Linked DNA regions of Homo sapiens: region 2 is linked to region 1. The links are chromatin loops, found by intact Hi-C in ENCODE. Cell type or tissue: natural killer cell. All regions are shown on one strand. Each heading gives the region's core, and the rest is flanking DNA. Links, peaks and the distances in the headings are about the cores only.

Evidence for each region. Hi-C counts contacts between places; a loop is a spot of excess contacts. Peaks named below come from ENCODE experiments on the same cell type or tissue, not always from the same donor. Only the 100,000 strongest peaks of a DNase experiment are listed, where the experiment ranks them.
Region 2: it touches region 1 in a loop (5-fold over the local background); 2 of 110 quality-filtered maps call a loop at or near these places.

What each region holds. Positions count from the first base shown.
Region 1 is chr19:28,431,511-28,442,529 of GRCh38, forward strand. It overlaps the pseudogene LOC100420587. Among named protein-coding and RNA genes, the nearest start is that of ERVE-5, 170 kb to the right of the region's middle. In natural killer cell, for the core only: no CTCF peak of the experiment used is centred there; no DNase peak of the experiment used is centred there; H3K27ac peaks cover 2,031 bases.
Region 2 is chr19:28,495,008-28,506,026 of GRCh38, forward strand. It overlaps the pseudogene LOC100420587. Among named protein-coding and RNA genes, the nearest start is that of ERVE-5, 110 kb to the right of the region's middle. In natural killer cell, for the core only: no CTCF peak of the experiment used is centred there; a DNase peak (open chromatin) is centred at 6,414; H3K4me3 peaks cover 857 bases; H3K27ac peaks cover 6,796 bases.

The sequences.
Region 1 (11,019 bases), core at 981-8,980:
GCCTCCCAGCCCTGGCTCTTAACAGCACCACTGCGCAGCTGAGCCAGCCTCAGAAACATGCGTTACCCTCCCAGACATGAGCCTCTGTGTGCCGCTTCTCCCCTCTGTCAAGTCGTGTCTTCTTATATTAATAAGAAAAATAAAATGAAATAGTGGTAAAGTGTTGGAGTGGCGAAAATTTTTGGGGATGGTATGGAGAGATAATGGGCGATGTTTCTCAGGGCTGCTTTGAGTGGGATTAGGGGCGGCGTGGGAACCTAGAGTGGGAGAGATTAAGTTGAAGGAAGATTTTGTGGTAAGGGGTGATATTGTGGGACTGTTAGAAGAAACATTTGTCATTTAGAATGATTGGTGATGGCCTGGATACAGTTTTGTATGAATTGAAAAACTAAACGGAATAAGAGAAGGAGAAAAACAGGTATTAAAGGTCTAAGAATTGGGAGGACCCAGGACATCTAATTAGAGACTGCCTAAGGAGATTCAGCATAGTCCTACCAGCAAAGATTATTTATTTACTTCAAGAGTTAAGAGTGGCAGTTTGGGGATAGCACCAGGAAATATCAGCTGTGATGGCTTGGAGAAACAGTGTAAACCGGCAGTGTAAACAAGAGCAGGGCATGTATGAGTAGTTGAGAATGGTGAATAGGAGTTTGACTAGACAGAAGATAGTAGGGATGACATGATCAGCAGGGAGACCATGTCATGTGTTTTTATGGGAACTATGCCAAGATAGGTAACAGATGAGGATGAAATTTGGGCTTGACTGAAGTAATGGGGGCTGTCTGTGAAGTCTTGCAGCAGTACAGCCTAGGTAATTTGCTGAGCCTAATGGGTGTCAGGGTCAGTCCAAGTGAAAGCGAAGAGAGGCTGGGTATGAAGGGTGCAAAGGAATAGTAAAGAAAGCATGTTTGAGATCCAGAACAGAATAATGGATTGTAGAGGGAGGTATTGAGGATACGGGAGTATATGGGTTTGGCACCAAAGAGTGGATAGGCAAAACAACTTGGTTGACAAGGCGCAGATCCTGAACTAACTTGTAAGGCTTGTCTGGTTTTTGGACAGGTAAAATGGGGAAATTGTAAGGAGAGTTTATAGGCTTTCAGCGAAGGGAGATAAGGGTGATTAGGTTTTAATGAGATGGTAAGGGGTGCATGATCGGTCACCAAGGAGGGAGTAGAGGTATCCTATACTTGTGAGTTAAGGTGGGGGGATACAAGAGGAAGACGCAAAAGAGGCTTTGGATTGGGAAGAAGGGTGGCAATGAGGTGTGGCTGTAGCCTAGGAATAGTCAGGGAAGCAGATAATTTAAAGTGTCTGGGCCTAATAAGGGAACTGGGCAGGTGGGGATAACTAAAAAGGAGTGCTTAAAAGAGTACTGTCTAAGTTGGCACCAGAGTTGGGGAGTTTAAGAGGTTTAGAAGCCTGGCTGTCAATACCCACAACAGTTACGGAGACAATGGAAACAGGCCCTTGAAAAGAAGGTAACGTGGAGTGGGTAGCCTCCATATTGATTAAGAAGGGGACGGACTTACCCTCCACTGTGAGAGTTACCTAAAGCTCGGCATCCATGATGGTCTATCGGGCTTCTGAGGCGATCGGGCATGTCAGTCTTCAGCCACTAAGCCGAGAAGATCTGGGAAGAAGTCAGTCAGACAGCCTTGGGCCAGAGTTCCAGGGGCTCTGGGAGTGGCTGCCAGGTGAGTTGAACAGTCCGATTTCCAGTGGGGTCCCCCACAGATGGGACATGGCTTAGGAGGAATCCCGGGCTGCGGGCATTCCTTGGCCTGGTGGCCAGATTTCTGGCACTTGTAGCAAGCTTCTGGGGGAGGTGGTGCTGGAGGAATGCCTGGCCACTGCGGTTTAGGCATTTGGAAATTCTTGTGTGCTGGAGATGTGGCTGGGGTTTGTCTCATGGTGGAGACAAGGAATTGCAACTCAGAAATATGTTACTACTTGGCTGCCTCTACTCTATTATTGTACACCTTGAAGGCAAGGTTAATTAAATCCTGTTGTGGGGTTTGAGGGCTGGAATTTAATCTTTGAAGTTTTATTTAATGTCGGGAGCAGATTGGGTAATAAAATGTATATTGAGAATAAGATGGCCTTTTGACCTTTTAGGGTCTAGGGCTGTAAAGCATTTCAGGGTTGCTGCCAAACGAGCCATGAACTGGGCTGGATTTTTATATTTGATGAAAAAGAGCCTAAACGCTGTCTGATTTGGGATAAAGAAAAAGGAGCATTAACCTTGACTATGCTTTTAGCTCCATCCACCTTTTTAAGAGTAAATTGCTGGGCAGGTGGGGGAGGGCTAGTCAAGGAACGAAACTGTAAGCCGGACTGGGTGTGAGGAGGCGAGGTGATAAAAGGATTACAGGGTGGAGGAGCGGAAGCTGAGGAGGAATTGGGACCTAGCTCAGCCTGGAGAGGAGGGGAGAGGTCAGATGGGTCTGTAGAAAAGGAAGATTAGAAAGACTCAGCGACACTTGGGGTTGGGACTGAGGGGACAGGTGGGAGGGAAAGAAGGAAGATTTGGGACGAGTTGCATTGGGAACAGAGACTAGGGAGGGACCAATGTGTAAAAGAATGCCTGGACGTCAGCACCTCAGACTGTTTGCCTATTTTACGACAAGAATTATTTAGATCTTGTAGGATGGAAAAATTGAAAGTGCTGTTTTCCGGCTATTCGGAACTACTGCCAAGTTTGTATTGGGATCAAGCGGCATTGCAGAAGAAAATAAGGCATTTAGGTTTTAGGTCAGGTGTGAGTTGAAGAGGTTTTAAGTTCTTGAGAACACAGGCTAAGGGAGAAGAAGGAGGAATGGAGGGTGGAAGGTTGCCCATAGTGAAGGAAGCAAGGCTAGAGAAAAGAGAGAGTAGAGACATGGAGGGAAGGGGTTCGGGGGTTCTTACCCTCCAGAAAAGTGGGAAAGAGGTGGGGGTGCAGAAATAAGGGGTTGGGGTGCAGAGATAAGAGGTCAGGGCACAGAAATAAGGGATCAGGGCACAGAGATAAGAGGTCGGGCTGTGGAAATAAGGGGTTCTTGCCTCTCCCCCAGAAAAGCGGGACTTGCCTCTAAGGGTGAAGGAGAAGGGGTTGAGAGGTTCTTGCCCCTCTCCCAGAAAAGCGGGACTTGCTGCTGACGGTGAAGGACAAGGGTTTGAGGGGTTCTTGCCCCTCCCCCAGAAAAGTGAGACTTGCTGCTAACAGTGAAGGACAAGATGTTGAGGGGTTCTTGCCCCTCCCCCAGAAAAGTGGGACTTGCCATTAAGGGTGAAGGAGAAGGGGTTGAGGGGTTCTTGCCCCTCCCCCAGAAAAGCAGAGAAGAGGTAGAGACATGGAGAGAAGGGGTTGGGGTTCTTGCCCCTCCCCCAGAAAAGCAGGACTTGCCACTAAGGGTGAAGGACCAAGGCAGGCGTCCCTGTGTGGTCCGACACCTCTGAAACGTGGGTGAATAATCAGAGAGGCATCCCTGCAATGATTAACACCAAGGGAAGGCTGCCTTCCCAGGCCGTGACCGGCGCCGGAGTTTTGGGTCCACAGATAAAACGTGTCTCCTTTGTCTCTACCAGAAAATGAAACGAATTGAAATTAAGAGAAGGGAGAGATTGAAGTGTGGCACCAAGATTGAAAAGAGAAAGAGGTTGAGGGATATTGAGGGAGGTTGGAGAAGAGAGTAAAAAGAGGCTGCTTTCCAGATTTGAAATTGGTGAGATGTTTCTTGGGCTGCTTGGTCTGAGGACCTGAGGTCGTAGGTGGATCTTTCTCATGGAGCAAAGAGCAGGAGGACAGGGGATTGATCTCCCGAGGGAGGTCCCCCTATCCGAGCCACAGCACCAAATTTCATGCGAGTCCCTGTGAAGAGACCACCAAACAGGCTTTGTGTGAGCAACAAGGCTGTTTATTTCACCTGGGTGCAGGCAGGCTGAGTCCGAAAAGAGAGTTAGTGAAGGGAGATAGGGGTGGGGCCATTTTATAGGATTTGGGTAGGTAAAGGAAAATTACAGTCAAAGGGGGGTTGTTCTCTGGCAGGCAGGAGTGGGGGTCACAACGTGCTCAGTAGGGGAGCTCTTGAGCCAGGATGAGCCAGGAGAAGGAATTTCACAAGACAATGCCATCAGTTAAGGCAGGAACCAGCCATCTGGATGTGTACGTGCAGGTCACAGGGGATATGATGGCCTAGTTTGAGCTCAGAGGCCTGACACCCTCCTATGCCTTGCCTGGCCCCTGACTGCCTAGGGACCTGCAGTCTATCTGGTCCTCTGTAAAGCTCTTTTTAGTTCCGTGTAAAACAGCAGGAGAGTAAAATTGGGGTCCAGATGAAACAGAACTATTCAGGCTGATATCCAAGAAGCGCCCTGGCTCCTTAACGTGTTTTCCTTTTCATTGGCCTCTTAGGACTCAGGTTTGCCAAGGCTCAGAAGCAAGAGCCAGGAGTGAATATTGCACATAACAGCGGTGAACCTGGCCTGCTTCTGAGTGTGCAAAAGCCCTTTACACAGGATTTCCTGAGGTCAGCCCAAGCCCAGGCTCCTCACCCTCCCAGAATGCCTCAGCTAGCTGGCAAAACATTGTAAGTGGAAGTAGAGATTTGTCCAGTGTCAAAAATCATTTCACACAATAGCAAGACACACCCTGGGTGGAAGTCACTGCTACAGAAACTGTGCCCTTCCTCCAGTCTTCATCTCGGCACATCTGTGACCACAAACGCTGTCTGTCTAAATTCACATCTTGTTCAATTTTAGATTCATAGTTTTCTCTACTCAAATACTTTACGCTTGTAAGACATGTTGTGTGGAAGTGGGTTAAACTTGTCTTTTAACATCACCAATAACCATCTTCTACATTTTTTTCAGTCATTAATTTGATATCTTCACTAAAAGAAATGCCAGTAATTTGAGGGTTTTCAGAGTAAAGTGCCTTGAGCTCCCCCAGACAGAGAAGAAGCAGAGGTGTCACTGTTATTATTCTGAGCTGATAGGAAACACATCATGGATTGGAGGCAAGGAATCAGCCACCACCTGCCCGGCACGCACATAGAGCAGGTGTTGGCTATAATTGCCTCTAGACTTCCTGCCATGGTCAGTTGAAAGTCAAACCTGTAAATGCTGCCTGACTGCAATAGAACTGGAGTCCACAGACATTTCTGCAACACTGCCTGGTGAAAATATACTGACTGGGTGGGATGAGATGGAGGGCGCGTATGGAGCAGACACGACTGGAATAGCAACCAACAGGCTGTCAGTCTTCACTGCCTTTTCTCGTCTTCCATTTTTTTTGATTCTATGACCAAAAGAGATGACAGACCTGTAAGAAAATGGATTTGGTCATTTCCGGAAGAAGCTTTTTCTTTGATCTGTCTGAGAGCAGGTCAGTAGAAGGTATTTTTGTTAACCTGGATCCTCACCATGGATATTTCCTGAGCTTCTACATGGCAGTTCTATGTTTTAAAGTTCCCTTTGCCGTGGCAGCACAACTGCACACCAGACAGTCACCCTTCTTCCTGAGAGCCACTGTGATTTCACTTCAGGCTCAAGGTGTCCTCAGCAGATCTGAGGGAGGACTAAAACAGATATACACGCTTTGCTTTTCTGCATCACCACCGTTCACAGACTCCCAGGAGCTCCTGCAGTCAGTAGAAAGGAGATCATTCAAGTGGCTTTCACCTAGTACCAAACCCACACAGCCTTCAGACCCAGCCCCTCCAATCTCCCGACCTCCTGGGCACCATCCCTGGCCAACCTGGTCCAGAATGGCCTCCGTCCTCTAGAGGCCCCAGGCACCAAGATCCACACCCTCTATTCCAGAGCATTCTTGGCTTCAAGTTAGGTCCTATTTATCAAACATTTGTCTAGAGAGCAGCCCCAGCACATAAGTGTGTGTGAACCGCAGAGTAGAGGCATGGCCCCTGCTCACTGTCCCCTCTGACTCTGGGCCTGGGTAAGACTGGGCTCCCCAAAAGCAATATAAGTGTACCAGGAATTTTCTATGGTGCTCCTGGGAGAAGTAGGAAGGAGGAGGGAGACGGAGAAATCAAGTAGGGGTGTGATTCAAGCCCCATTCTTGCTTGCACCTGCAGCGTGACTCCCAGTGTGAGCTGAACCTTAGAGCTTGTCCGGACTTGAATCAAAGCAACGAGCCTCAGGTATTGGTGTGGGTCAAGATGGGGAGACATAAACTCCCTGGAGCATCACTTCCAGCTTTCTGCACCTGTGAACAAAGCCCAAAGGTGGGTCACTGAGGAGAGACACAGGTATGGTATTAGTTGCTGAAGAACACAGATGCTGAGGAGTGGTCCTGGGTGGGAGGGGTTGGGCGGAGCAAACACCAGCTTCACGGCCACCTTCATAGGCCAGTCTCCTGCCAGGGGCACGAGACGCTCCAAGGAGCCAGAAATCAGAGCTTTCATTTCCTTTGTGACTCTACCAGGTACTCACAGAAGCAGGAAGGGAGAGGCATTGTTTAAAAAAGCAAACACTTATATAGCACTTACTATATGCCAGGCAATGTTCCAAGCATTTTATAAGCACTAATTCACTTAGTTTCTCAATGTCTCAATTTCCTTATAGGTAAAGTCAAGCTAATAATATTAGCTACTTCACAGGCTTGCAGGGAAGCTAAATAGCCTATGTAAGGTTACAGAGATGATCTGCCAAGAGTTGAACCTGGGCAGTCCAGCTCTGAATCTAAATGCTTAACCAAACCATTAAAATGAGTGCAGGCTCATAGGACCAGACAGACACAGGTGCAAGTCCCGGTTTATGTCAATAAAACTGCATATCATCCACAATGGTTGAACACTCCCACCAACAGTGCAAAAGCGTTCCTATTTCTCCACAGCCTCACTAGCAGCTATTGATTCCTGACTTTTTAATAATCACTATTCTAACTGGTGTGAGATGATTCCTCAAGGATCTAGAACCAGAAATACCATTTGACCCAGAAATCCCATTACTGGGTATATATACCCAAAGGATTATAAATCATGCTACTATATAAACATTCTACTATAAAGACACATGCACATGTATGTTTATAGCAGCACTATTTACAATAGCAAAGACTTAGAACCAACCCAAATGCCCATCAATGATAGACTGGATAAAGAAAATGTGGCACATATACACCATGGAATACTATATAGCCATAAAAATATGAGTTCATGTCCTTTGCAGGGACATTGGTGAAGCTGTAAGCCATCATTCTCAGCAAACTAACAGAGAAAACCAAACACCGCACGTTCTCACTCATAAGTGGGAGCTGAACAATGAGAACACATGGACACAGGGAGGGGGGCATCACACACCAGGGCCTGTTGGGGGTGGGGGGCAAGGGGAGGAAGAGCATTAGGACAAATACCTAATGCATGCGAGGCTTAAAACCTAGATAACAGGTTGATAGGGGCAGCAAACCACCATGGCACATGTATACTTATGTAACAAATCTGCATGTTCTGCACATGTATCCCAGAACTTAAAGTAAAATAAAATAAAAAATTTAAAAAACTGCATATCATCTCTGAGTCTTCACTTTCCTGTTTTTGAAATTGGTTTTTCTTAAAAAACAAAAAAGCCACTAATACCTGTATCTGTGTAAGAAATGTCCAGCAGGTGCTGAAGCCTTGCTGGGAACTCAGTAACTCTCAGGGATCATTACAAAAATCCTCGGTAAAATTGACTGCCTGCAATCTTTGATACAGCAATGCCTGTCCCCAGTAGCTTCCAGTGGCAGATGTGTTATGTGTGTGCATATGAAAAAACTAAACATGTAAAAAAACCCAAATCCAGGCCACCCAGTACATTCATATGGCATTACCCAGGTCTACACCCCTGGGGACAGTCGGCCATGCCTGGAGACATTCTAGGTTGTCACTGCTGAGGGAAGGGTGCTGCTGGCATCTCATGCGTAGAGGCCAGGGATGCTGGTAAACACCCTGCAATGGCACAGGACAGCCCATTCTGTATTCTTTCTTTCCAACATAACAATAATGATAAAAGCAGCTGCCAACACACATATTCAAGGCACAGGTCTGAGTATATTATAAAGGTGATCTCTAAATAACCTATCTCTGAGAAACGATCTCCTTTTAGCCCCTTTACAGTTAGGGAGAGGAGACTTAAAGAGGCTGAGTAATTTTCCAGGATCACACAGCAGACAGGGAAGCTTGGATTTGAATCATTGTCATGCAGAGTCCAGGACTTACACTCTTCACCATTATACATTCGTTCACTAAACTTTCCTAAGTTTGACCACAAATTAGAAGGCAGAAAATGAAAAAGCATGTAACTTGGTAGTTCTAGCAACTGATTTACTTCCATCAAAGGCCCTTTGGTTCTAGAAAGCTTTATCTATGTGTTAACGATAGCAGTATATTAAATTATGGGCTAAGTGTGGTATCAAATTGTAAAATAACCTATGAAATCTAAGCTTTACTTTTTCTCATAGTTATTAATGGCTGGGGTCAGACTCTCTTGGGAGCCCCTCAATTGGAAGAAAGACTGACAAGAACACACACACAGGACTTGAACCAAACCCATGTGAATTCAAAGGGAAGGCAGGTTTATTATCTTTCGCTCCCCAGAGATGAAGTCAGCCAGCTTTTCTGTTCATCACTAGGGAGGATATTAAACACAATTCTTTACACGTGGGGAAAAAAAAATAATTGATTCTGAGAACAGCTTTGGTGAAATGGGACTTTGGTTGGAACAGCACACACATAACCTCTCCAAGACAGCAGGTCATCCGCCCTGGAACCTCACCCTTGGTCTCTGGCTCTGAAACTCTGATCACCTTAGGGAGTGTACTGGCAATGACCAATAGACCAGGACCTTTTGCTGCAAATCTACTAATGTTCCCTAAAGGGTGACCTCTGGTGCTCAAGGTTGTTTCCCACCACAGGGCTGCAGGCTGCCACTCTGCAAAGTGAATAACTTCCTTAGTCAAGGCTGGTGGATACATGAAAACCTGTCATTAAAAGAAACACATGCTGGACTGGTTCTCCTAGAATTAGCCATTTGGAGTCTCCTCGGGAATCATTAAGGGGACATTTTGCCTGACTTTGAAAGCAATCTTTTTTTTTTTTTTTAACAATAGAAAACTACAAAGTACTATACAAAGGGGACTTTGGGCACCATCAGCTCCTCTCAAATCCCCTATGATGAGATTATTACTTAGAATAGCCTAGGCTATTCGACAGCAACATATTAACGCTGAAATCTCAGTGGCTTAAAAAATCTAAAAGTTGATTTCTTGCTAATGCATATTATGATCCTGGACAAACAATTCTGCAGGGCAGTCATCCTCCATGCAGTGCCTCAAGGACCCAGGCACCTCCACACTTGTGGTGCCACCATATCAAAAATTGGCTTCCAGGTCACCACAGCAAGAAAGCACAAAATTTGGGACTTGTGGATCACTTCCTAAATGCTTTGGCACTTCTGCTTATAGCCCATCGGTCATAACTAGTCATAGAGCCCCCCCAAGTGCAAGGAGGCTGAGAAATATATAGACGGCACATGGTAAATATCTCTATCATCATTTATTTGTGTTACACACTCTCCAATTATGCTCTTTTAGTTCTCTTACAATGTACAGTATTGTTGACTGTAGTCACCCCGTTAATCTCCCCCATATGTAGATGAGGAGCCTGGTGAGTGTGGCCTATTGCAAATATTTTTTCCCACCAACCCAAAACGTAGATTCAAAAACTAATGCTGATTTTTAGAGAATTTTAGGTGATACTTAATTTGGTAAAATTTATTGAAACTATACTTCTCCTAATCACATTATATCATTTTCTATAATCTTATAACTCTAACATCAAATTTAAGATAAGAAATATATTTATGCCCTATATCCATAAGCAACAAGATCATTAAATCTCTTTAGGCACTATTGTCTAGAAAAAAGAAGAAAAAACCTATCTAATTATTTTCAGCAGGAAAAAATTTACAGAGCTTACAGCCCAGCATTTTACCGCTTTTCTTTTTTTGCATTGGTGAATCATTTTGAGCTTATAATTTCAAAGTAAATATTTTTTAAAGCCTCAGGACATTCATTGTGTAATGATCATTTGAAAGATTTTTTGGTTATGGTGTTCTCAAATGAATAAAAAGGCTGTTCATAGCAACAGTTATTTCTATATTAAAAAGATGAAATTGTTCATTAAGTGGTACAAGTCAATTTCTTTCATCAGCCTAACTGCCCATTTTAGCAAAGATTCCATCTCTGAATTAAGCAAATAGCTACACATTTCAAAGTCAATAGCTATACTATGTTTCCTTTAACGTGAACATCTCAGACATATCAATGTTGTCAGCCTCTTTACTAAGCCTTTCTCTGAAAAGACTGAAGACCGTGTTTTGTTGTTATTGTTGTCATTGTGTGTTTTGTACTTTTGCTTTTTTTAAGGCAATATTTTTGTGTGTTAGCTACAGTCTGGCCGGTCATGACATGCACACTCAAAAGAGAGCCAGATATTTTTTAAAAAGTATGGTGAGGCTGAGTAGCCCATTTGACAATAAATGTAAAGTGCTCACATTTCCATTGGTCTGTTTGGAATTTCCCTAAGAAGAGTTATTTCTTTCTGTAATAAAACCAGAAGTCGAATGTAATAAACCATAGCTGGTCTGTGGGGGTTTGTGGCTAAAGTGAGTATGGAAAAGTCTGTGAACTTTCTGTTTATTTCCTTTTCCCAACCAAACCCTTGAAACTAGAGGCTGGAAGGAAGGGGTAGAGTTGAGGGCCATTGGACTAGGTGGAGGAAGTGACCTTGCAGATCCTTTCACATTCTGTAATGCATGCAAAAAATAATGAGAATGAGATAGCTGAAGTTTCAATTCTTTAGAGAGAGATTCAAATTCATTTGTCGGTTACAGGAAGCAAAAAAAATGCCATTATTAATTTAGGCAATTAGAGAACTTTGAAAGTAATATTTAGTACTTTTTTTAAAAAGCCTGTCCCAGGAGTTCAGCCCACAGCCTAGGAAAGCTTAATTTTTATAGTATTTCAAATGAAGAAAG
Region 2 (11,019 bases), core at 2,097-10,096, 65 kb after region 1:
GCAAGCTCTTGAAGTGCTCAGGCAGAGTGGTGGACCCCAATGCCTGGCATATAGCACGTGGATCCCAATGCCTGGCAATAACCACGTGAAGGAAGGAAGAAGGGGAGGGAAGGAGGCAGGGAAGAAGAAATACGCAGACACTGTGTGGTAGGAATTCCAAGACATAGTACATTATTTTATCCAAACACAAACACAGTATTTAATCAAGATTTTCCCATGATGCACTGGGGCAAGACAATCATGTGGGGGGAGGAGCCCAGGCAGCAAATGTCTAGAATGAGAAGAACTGGGCCACAGGCCAGGCTCTCAAGTCAGAGTCATGCTGAAACCTGCTCCCTTTCTTTCTTTCTTTTTTTTCTATTTTTTATTATACTTTAAGTTCTAGGGTACATGTGCACAACGTGCAGGTTTGTTACATATGTATACATGTGCCATGTTGGTGTGCTGCACCCATTAATTTGTCATTTACATTAGGTATATCTCCTAATGCTATCCCTCCCCCCTCCCCCAACCCCATGACAGGCCCCAGTGTGTGATGTTCCCCATCCTGTGTCCGAGTGTTCTATTGTTCAATTTCCACCTATGAGTGAGAACACACGGTGTTTGGTTTTCTGTCCTTGTGATAGTTTGCTGAGAATGATGGTTTCCAGCTTCATCCATGTCCCTACAAAGGACATGAACTCATCCTTTTTTTATGGCTGCATAGTATTCCATGGTGTATATGTGCCACATTTTCTTAATCCAGTCTATCATTGATGGAAATTTGGATTGGTTCCAAGTCTTTGCTATTGTGAATAGTGCCGCAATAAACATATGTGTGCATGTGTCTTTATAGAAGCATGATTTATAATCCTTTGAGTATATACCCAGTACAAAAATTAATTCAAGATGGATTAAAGACTTAAATGTTAGACCTAAAACCATAAAACCCTAGAAGAAAACCTAGGCAATACCATTCAGGACATAGGCATGGGCAAGGACTTCATGTCTAAAACACCAAAAACAATGGCAACAAAAGCCAAAATTGACAAATGGGATCTAATTAAACTAAAAAGCTTCTGCACAGCAAAAGAAACTATCATCAGAGTGAACAGGCAACCTACAGAATGGGAGAAAATTTTTGCAACCTACTCATCTGACAAAGGGCTAATATCCAGAATCTACAATGAACTCAAACAAATTTACAAGAAAAAAAAATAACCCCATCAAAAAGTGGGCAAAGGATATGAACAGATACTTCTCAAAAGAAGACATTTATGCAGCCAACAGACACATGAAAAAATGCTCATCATCACTGGACATCAGAGAAATGCAAATCAAAACCACAATGAGATACCATCTCACACCAGTTAGAATGGCGATCATTAAAAAGTCAGGAAACAACAGGTGCTGGAGAGGATGTGGAGAAATAGGAACACTTTTACACTGTTGGTGAGACTGTAAACTAGTTCAACCATTGTGGAAGACAGTGTCATGATTCCTCAAGGATCTAGAACTAGAAATACCATTTGACCCAGCAATCCCATTACCGGGTATATTCCCTTTCTTATCAGTTGTATGACAATAGGCAAACTGCTTTATCTCTCTGAACCTCGTTTTCTTCATTTAGAAAACAGAGCTTATGCCTATTTTGGAAGACATTGTTAATTCACTCAAGACCCAGCCAAATGCAGTGGCTCACGCCTGTAATCCCAGCGCTATGGGAGGCTGAGGTGGGAGGATTGCTTGAGGCCAGGAGTCTGAGACTCATCTGGGCAAAAAAGTGAGACCCCAATGCTACAAAAAATTAGCCAGTTGTAGTGGAGTGCACCTGTGGTTCCAGCTTCTCAGGAGGCTGAGGCAGAAATATTGCTGGAGCCTGGGAGGTTGAGGCTGCAGTGAGCTGTGATAGCACCACTGCTCCCCAGCCTGGGAGACAGAGTGAGACCATCTCAAAAAAAAAAAAAAAGAAAGAAAAGCCATTCCTAGCCCTCTTTCTTTCTTGTCTTTCTCAGCTTTAAAGAGCAGAACACTCAGTGCCCCATTTCCAAGTGTGATGATGAGGGCAGTCGGCAATGGGGCCTACGAGAAAGCCATCATGTTCTTGGTAAAGGGAAGATGTTGGTTTGGTCTCCTGAAAAGCAAGGCTTCTGAGAGCAGAGGCCACGTTTTCTCCTGTGGGACCCCAACTTGCCAAACCCAGGGCTGAAAGTGTGGCTGGTGCTCATGGAAAACCCAACTTGAAATCAGGAATGGCCGGACCTGCCTTGAGCTGTATATGTTGCAGTCACCTTTGAATACAAAGGCCAAAAAAATTCTCTGTGGTTGGCTTTGGAGAGGTTGTCAGGAAGAGCTGTAAGAAAGTGATGATTCACAGCAAAGAAAACAATGGATGAAATAAAAAGGCAGCCTGCAAATAGGGAAAAACACATCTGCAAAATATCAGATAGGAGGTTCATATGCAAGATTTGTTAAAAACTCATACAACTCTGCCGGTGCGGTGGCTCATGCCTATAATGCCAGCCTTTGGGAGGCTGAGGCGGGTGAATCACGAGGTCAGGAGTTTGAGACTAGCCTGGCCAACATGGTGAAACCCTGTCTCTACTAAAAATACAAAAAATTACCTGGGTGTAGTCGCAGGTGCCTGTAATCCCAGCTACTCGGGAGGCTGAGGCAGAATTGCTTGAACCCAGGAGGCGGAGGTTGCAGTGAGCTGAGATGGCGCCACTGTACTCTAGCCTAGGCAACAGAGTGAGACTCCATCTCAAAAACAAAAACAAACAAAAAAAACCCCACAAAAAACCTCATGCAACTCAATAGCAAGAAAACGTGTAACCCAATTAACAAATGTGCAAAGGACTTGAATAGGCATTTCTCCAAAGATGAAATGAAAATGACCAACATCATTAGGAAAAAGCAAATCAAAACCACTATGAGAAAACACCTCCCACCTGTCAGGGTGGCTACAATAAAAAAACCAGTGATAACAAGTGGTGGTGAGGGTGTGGAGAATGGGAACCCTTGTACACTGTTGATAGGAGTGTCAATTGGCAAAGCAACTATGGAAAACAGTATGAAGGCTCCAGACAAAATTAAAAATAGCACTACCATCTGACCCAGCAGTCCCACTTCTGGGTACATACTCAAAGGAGATGAAATCACCATCTCGTCAAGGCATCTGCACTCCCATGCTCACTGCGGCACTTCACAGCAGCCAAGGTACGTACACGCCCTAGGGGTCTATCAATGGACAAATAAAGAAACCATGGTGTGTGTACAAAACAAAATGTTACTCAGCCTTAAAAAAGACGGAGATCCTGCCACTTGCCATAACAGGGATAGGCTTGGAGGACATTATGATAAGTGAAATAAGTCAGACACAGAAAGATAAATAATGCATAACTTCACTTCTATGTGAAATCTTAAAAAAAAGGTTACATATATACACACGTATATACACACGTATATATACACACATGTATATATACACGTATATACACACATGTATATATACACGCATATACACACATGTATATATACACGTATATACACACATGTATATATATACACGTATACATATATGTACACGTGTGTATATATACACACATATATACACATATATACACACACACATATATACTATATATACATATATATATACACATACACACAGAGAGAGAGAGAGAGAGAGAATAAAACAGTGGTTAGCAGGGTCAGGATAGGGGAGCAGGAGGAAACAGAGACATAGCTCAAAGGCTCCCACATAGCAAATATGCAGGATGAACAAGTCTAAAGATGGAATGCACAGCAGGAGGGCTGTGGCTGATAACAGTGGATCCTCTTCTTTGCTAAATGAGAAGATTATAACTGCTTTTGCCACAGGGGGAGGCAGATGCCTTAAAAAAATAAAATGATTATTGACAAAGTGATAAATAATAAGAGTGAAGGAAATTTGATGATTAAGTTTGCAAAGGGGAAATAAAACAATTTGTCCAGCACTACACCATAGCAAAACAATGTGTTTAAAATATAAAACAAAATAAAACTGGGTCAGATGTATTTATTTTTTGTTGTTGCTATTGTTTTTAATTTAAAATTCAGCCACTCTCTCAAGGGCCTGCTCATGATGAAAAATACATTCCAGTTTTTACAGCTGCCATAAGACCTCATAAGAGCAGTGGGGTAATTTCAAGGGACTTCTCTTGAACTACAGGGGGGCCCTTGGCTCTATGTTTAGTGAAGTCTTGCAGGAGACTTGATGATAAAAACCACACCTGTGGACAATTCCTTCTCTAGGTCCCATGCTAGGACAGAGCTTACTCCTCCAGCCCCTACTGGCGGTCCACTCTCCAAGCTGCCATTCCTTTACCCAGGACACTCACAGATACAACTCCAACCCACACCTTGGGTGAGACATGTCTTGGGCTAAAGCGCGAGCTATTATTCAGAACCCCAGGACTGAGAACCCTTCACAGTACAAATGTGAGGTTGTTTTTTTCTTCCTTCCTTTTTTTTTTTTTTTTTTTTTTTTTTGAGACAGGGTTTCACTCTGTCACCTAGGCTGAGTGCAGTGCCATGCTCATAGCTCACTGCAGCCTCAGCCTTCTGGGCTGAAGTGATCCTCCCACCTTAGCTTCCTAAACAGCTAGGACTACAGGCATGCACCATTATGCCCAGCAAATTTTTAAATTATTATTATTATTTGTAGAGACAGAGTCTTGCTATGTTGTCCAGCCTGGTCTCAAACTCCTGGCCTCAAGTGATCCTCCTGCCTCAGCCTCTCAAAGTGCTGGGATTACAGGTGTGAGGCACCACACCTGGCCTGATTTTTTTCTTTTAGTTAGCATCAAGTGTTCATTCTGGTCCCCAAAGTTCAGCAAATGTATAAATACTGAGCAGCAGTGTGCCCATGCCCCTCTCCCTGGTCAGCCTTTACAACACTGAACACGTGTGTTATGCTCCCAAAAACCCCTCCTTAAGAATGGGAATATGCAAGGGAAACACAACACTAAACCTCTTTTGTTAGCATTCCTGATAAATTCGCACTTATTACTCCAGTGAAAATTGTCTGTATGCAGAGAAAGTGCTTTAAACACAGCAGATTGGTCAGCCTCTGGTCCCCTCTGGCTCCTACAAACTTTCCAATCCTTTTACTTTGAAGCTGGGTCACTGCAGTGAGGTGCGTGTTGTTGTTCTGCAGAATCCAGTTGCATTTCATCACAGAGCTTTCATAAGAATCCATTTATCAAATTATTCCTTCGAAAACTGGAGTGGCACAGATCAAACCAACTGAGGAGCTGCGTGACACTTTAAGTCCCGATGTCAGTGCTGCCCAAATACAAGCTAGATTATCAAGTGCTTTTCAAGAACACTTTAATGCCTTGTTCTCATGAACTCTGACAGTCTGACGATTAGGATTAAAATGGGTCATTTGTAGGAATTGCATAAGGGCCGGAAGTTACAGCCCTTTCAGAAAGCACTTCTGCCAGCCCTCCCACCAGGAGTCAGGGGTGGCCCAGGATGGATGGGTGTGTCAGCTGGGCTCTGGAAGCTCACTGTGGCACCCTGTCTGCAGCAGATGTCTGTGGGGGCCCCACTTGCACCCCCTTGGTTCCTGGCATCTGCATTTCTGCTGACCAGAGGGCCAACAGCCTGAATGCACTTCTTTTCCTGCAGGCTTGCTTCTGTCCCTGGAACCCACTCTGCCCATAGATGTGGCAGGCCAGAAATGCCAGGGAATTCAGCTCTCCAGGAGTGACCCTTGGCCAATGGCTGACAGAAGCTAACGAGGTGTGCCCCAGATCTCTCATTCATTCGTGGGTAACCCTGAGTCCTGAGTGTAAGTTCCCCCAGAGTGGCTAACTCCAGTGGCCCCTGGCTGACTGGGTAGTTACTCACCTTCTGCTGCTGTCTTCCCCTCCATGCCTCGCTTCCACACTCCCCTATCTGTGCTTCCTGGGTTCACTTCCCAAGTAAACCACTTGCACTCACATCCTGGCCTCGGGGTCGGCTTCCAGGGGAACCCAGACTAAGACACTGCTATCCTTGCTGAGATTTAAGACGGAGCGCACATCTCCCAGGCTAGGGAGGGAACACCCAAAGCCACCGCTTTCCCAGAGACTCTGACCCAGCTGGGACCATTACCAATGTGCATCACTTGACCCTAGATGTGAAATCAAGAGCCGGAAGAAGCCATCACAGCAGACACAGCAGTGGCCACCCCATGAGTTTCCAGAAGCTCTCATGTGTGCTCCAAGGACTGGAGTTGAACAAATGGGAGGAGGAAGAATGAATTGTTTTCCTGCTGTATCTCCTTCTACAGGCAGCTTTCCGCTGGCTGTTGTCCCTCTTGTCATCTTCTGTAGGCTTAGAGAGAAAATCACAAGGCAAGAGAGAGGATCTTGCAAGCATAGAGCTGTGAGGTGTGATGAAATTGTCAAGTTCCTGTGAGCCCGCGTGTGAGAATAAAGGAAACTTGCATCTTTGTGGGTGACAGAAACACCAGTTCTGTTAGCAGAGGCCTCCCCAGGAAATTCAGTGTCTGTAATTCTCTTATTGTGAGAAGATAAATAGCATTCTTATTTTGTGAATTTGAACCCATCAAAGTTTTGTAGTTGAGAATGCCACATTCATGTCCATCCAAGGAGCATTCCCTGACTCTCCACAGTAGGGCTGGCCTGTGCTGAGAGTGGGACACAGGGAAAGAACACATAGTCCCGGCCTCTTCAGTAGCAAACAGAAGAGAGACATACACCAAGAAAAAATGGCATGAAATGACATTCGCCACAGTGAAAAAGCAATGGGCCATGAAATATGGGGCACAGATTCAGTCACTGAAATCGGGGAGGTTCCAGAAGCGAGTGACATCGAAGCTGAGTGTTGAGGGAGAACTGTTAGCAGAAGAAGGGGCATGAGCAGACAACATTCCAGGCACCATCAAAAAGGCAGAGAAGCAAGAAGAAGAGCTCAAAGTTTAAAGAACATCATCTTATTCCAAATAATTGAGAAAATGTTGCTGTTCACGCAAGTGCAAATGATGTGGCTATTTTAATGTATGTTCACATTTAACAGTGTTTTCTTTTTTGTATTAAGTAAAATACAGGACTCAGTAGACAACCCTGATGCTCCATCCTTAAGCTTCAAGTGAGCCTCCCCAGAGCTGAGAGCTGCAGGGTACAGGAAGTGGGGGATGCCATGTGGAGGTGAGTAGGGGAGGAGGAAGTGAAGGGCGGGAGCAGGCAAGGGAAGTCAGAGATGAGGGGCATGGTGAGTTGCGGAGTGTGAGAGGTGATGCAGGGAGCAGCAAGAGATGGAAATAGGAGGGTGGGGATGACCTGTTTATGTTTTCTTAATGCAATTGGTTTGGGGACCATCACAAAACATACAACTTGTCAAACTGCCCAAGGCCCTCCAGCTCTCTCCCTCTCTCTCTCCTCTCTTCCTGTAACATGCACACAGACATTCACCACAAGGAGCTGTATTCCTGGATGATCAACCAAATGGACTGTCTAGGGCCTGTCATTACATTTCCATGACTGTCTCTAAATCACTTTGTCCTGATTTCAGAACCAAGGCGGTAACCTCCCAACCCAATTTCCTTGAATCTTACCAAGGTGATGGTGAATTAGTGTTGATAGTAAATAAAGTCAGAGCTTTGAGACATTATTGAAGAAAAGACACAGGAAAATAAAAACAATAACATTAATTAGCTCCAAGTCAGTATAATTTCCTATCTAAAATAATAAAGAGGCTTTAAAGAAAATAACCACTAAAGCCTATCTTTGTGCCAAAAAGTCCACAGAGCCTTATCTTCTCACAAAGGCCCCTCCAAAGGTCATCAACCTTATTCCCATTTTGGAGAGACCTCAGCCTCTGGAATTGCTGCAAGAAAAGTATGACTGCCCCGAAGGACTGAAGCATTCAGATTTCATAAAAAACATCTGTTTGCCTTTTATGGCTGGTTTTACAGAAGATGGAGATGTTAGTAAATATTCCATTTCTTAAAAAATGTCAGTAATTTTAGTGACTTTGTCCCTCAGTAACACATGAAAAGTGAATGGATGATGCAAATCTTGAAAAGATAAACATCAGTATTTACATAAGGAGCGTTACCCAACGAATTGAGTGGAGCACAGAGGGGATTCTTTCTAAGTAATAAGAGACTGTCCTGAACCTCAAAACACTTCCAGTATTTGTGGAGACAAAATTCACAACAAAGAACACAGAATCTCACATGGCGTCTTGTGGGGTGGGCTGGAAAATGGTGAGAGCCCACGTGTTCTCCAGGAGGAGCAAGGCATGTATACTTAGAGGACTTTACAGTTTACAGATGACTTTCATTTTTCACGATCGCATTTAACCCCCCACAACAAGCAGGCAAGCAGTCTTCTGTTCTACACAAAGCTAAGAGGGGCCCAAGGCTGTGCAGCACTAGGAACAATTCTGGAACTTGAAACCGAAGTCTTCTAGGTCCAGCCCTGAGCGCTTTCTCCAGAAACTCTGCAACAGACCTCCAAGGTAACACCACACTGCTCTCACCACTCGGCACAGTGACCATCCTTAAACGAATGGATGAGCACTCAGAAGAATGAATGAGTGAACCCTGCCCCCACGGCCCTCTGGCTCACTCCACTCTCCTCATTCTCTAATCCCTAAAACTCCAGGCTTTTCACTATTCAGTGGCCGCAGGAAGACTCCGGGTTTTTCATATTTTATGCATACAGCTCCTCAGAGGGTCGCTTTCTAATAAAAGCACTGAGCATTGCAGAGAAAAATCTTTCTTTCTAATCAGGAGAAAAGGGCTTTCAAGGTCCGAGGCTGAAATCTGCGTTGTGAACGTTCAGAAATGAAATGCATGTTTCATTTGCAACTTTTGAAAAGGTCTGTGAGGATGCATTTGGCCTAGGTTTAAACGGAAAATGCCTTCATACTTTAATATTTACAACATAAAATTAATTAGTTTTTCTTTGATGAAACTTGAATCATTCAGCTTTCAGAAGCCAATTTAGCATTTCCATTTTGTTCTCTTCTACACACAAACATGCACACACACATATATGTGTGCTTACATATACATGCATACACAGTCACATCTGTATGCATCACATATATTCACGTGCACACCTACACACCTGCACATATGTACAGTCACACTTCATTCTTCTCATGCACAGACTGATTTAGTCAACACAGAAGAGTAGAAGGAATCAGTATTGGACTGCGCCGCCTGCTGTGTTTTAATATTCAACTATTTAATTCCAACTCTTAATGTACTTCCCCCTTGCTATTCTGCTGATGTTTCACTTTTAGAGACTCCACTCTGCTGAATCATTGTACCACAGAATTCTGAGTTGGGGCAGCTTAAGGCCACCTGAGGCTACTTCCCCTCTAAAGCATGAATCCTCTCCCAACAGTAACCAGACCAAGAAGTTCAGACTCTTTGGGATGCATCCAGGAATAGAGAACTTGCGCCCTGCTGAAGAAGTCTCATTCTTTTTCTCATGTCTCCTGACTGCAAAGGTCTTCAGGTCATAAAATTCAAGTCCTGTTTCTGCTTCTGACCCGTGGATTACCACAGACACATCAGATTCTGTTCTAAGCCCTAGGTTTAGCAAGAGGGTATTGGAACAACTGATCTTTAAGGTCCAACTAAGACGTTTTAATAATGCAGACACTTAAAATATCCTGCCTTATTTGGAGCCAAAAATCTCCTTCCTTACAGTGTCCACCCCCTGGTCCAAGCTCTGACCTCTGGGATTATACCTTCATCCTTGTGTAAGTGAGTGATAGCTGCACCATTTCCTCCAGGCGGGACTCCCCGGCTCTCTGCAAAGCTGTGTCCTGGGTACCTCTTGTGCCTGCCTCCCATCATTGTGGTCCACCTTTCACTCCAGCCGTTGCTGTGGCAACCAGCTTGTGAGGGTGGAGCCCAACAGCTCCTCATCTCAGCTGCACTATATTCCTCCCACCTTCTGCTCTAGAGGTAGCTCACCTTCTGATGCTCCATTGTGGAGTCTACAGGCCAGCCTGGACCAGAGGGACCAAACATCTGGGTGTTTTCAGGATTGAGGGGATTTTGGGGTTGCAGCAGGGCTTTTAGTTTGAAAATCAGGACAGTCCCAGGTCAAGTGGGACAAGTTGGTCACCCCAGCATGGGTTTAGGAGGGCCTTAACATCCACGGAATGACCCTCAGCAATGGGGGGCTCCAGGAGCTGGCAGCTGACCGCTCCCCTCCTCCTGCCCTGGACAGACTTGGTGGGTGCATTCTATACATACAGCTCCTCAGAGGGTCATGGAAGCATGAGGCCCCATTGCCCACAGTGGTGATTAATTTGGTAACTCCCCAATTAGAAAAGGCTTTTCCACCTATCTTGTTTTGTGCTCCTCAGTCCCCCCATGTCTGTTTTCTAGAATAGGATCTCACAATGAATGAACTACACACAAGTTCAGCTTTGGGTTCAGCTTTGGGAGGGGATTCCAGGCTCTGGCAGGCACCTGGGAAATTTGGATAATGAAAATGTCACAGGGTTGCACGTTTTGGATGCTGGACTTCTCATCCTAAGGTCCAGATGGCATTCTTCTAGAGTGAAGATCATGAGAAAGGGTCTTGGTTTCTTGACAGCTTCTCAGTATTCTTGCTTGCACATCAAGACAGCCAGGTTACTGCAGAAAATCATTTCTGTAGTTGTTGGTTCATTTTCTCAAAATACGGGATTTGGGGGTTACGTCTGAGAACCACACAGGGGATCTTGCCTCTGATCAAAATCAAATCAAAACACCTCCTGTGGTGACAGAGCAGGCATTTTATTTCCTGACAATATTTCTCCCATCTGATTCAATTTCAGCAAAGGAAATTTAAGTAGATGCAGGTGAAAGAATTGAGAACTGAGAGCTACCTGACTTGTGTTCCTCAGTAAAAAACAAACAAACAAACTGAAATATGTTTAACGGAAGAGGGGGAGAAGCCCACTACCCTCTTACACATATTCTGAGTCAAGTCGAGCTTTTCTGGGGACAGGATGAGGAAACCAGGTGACTGA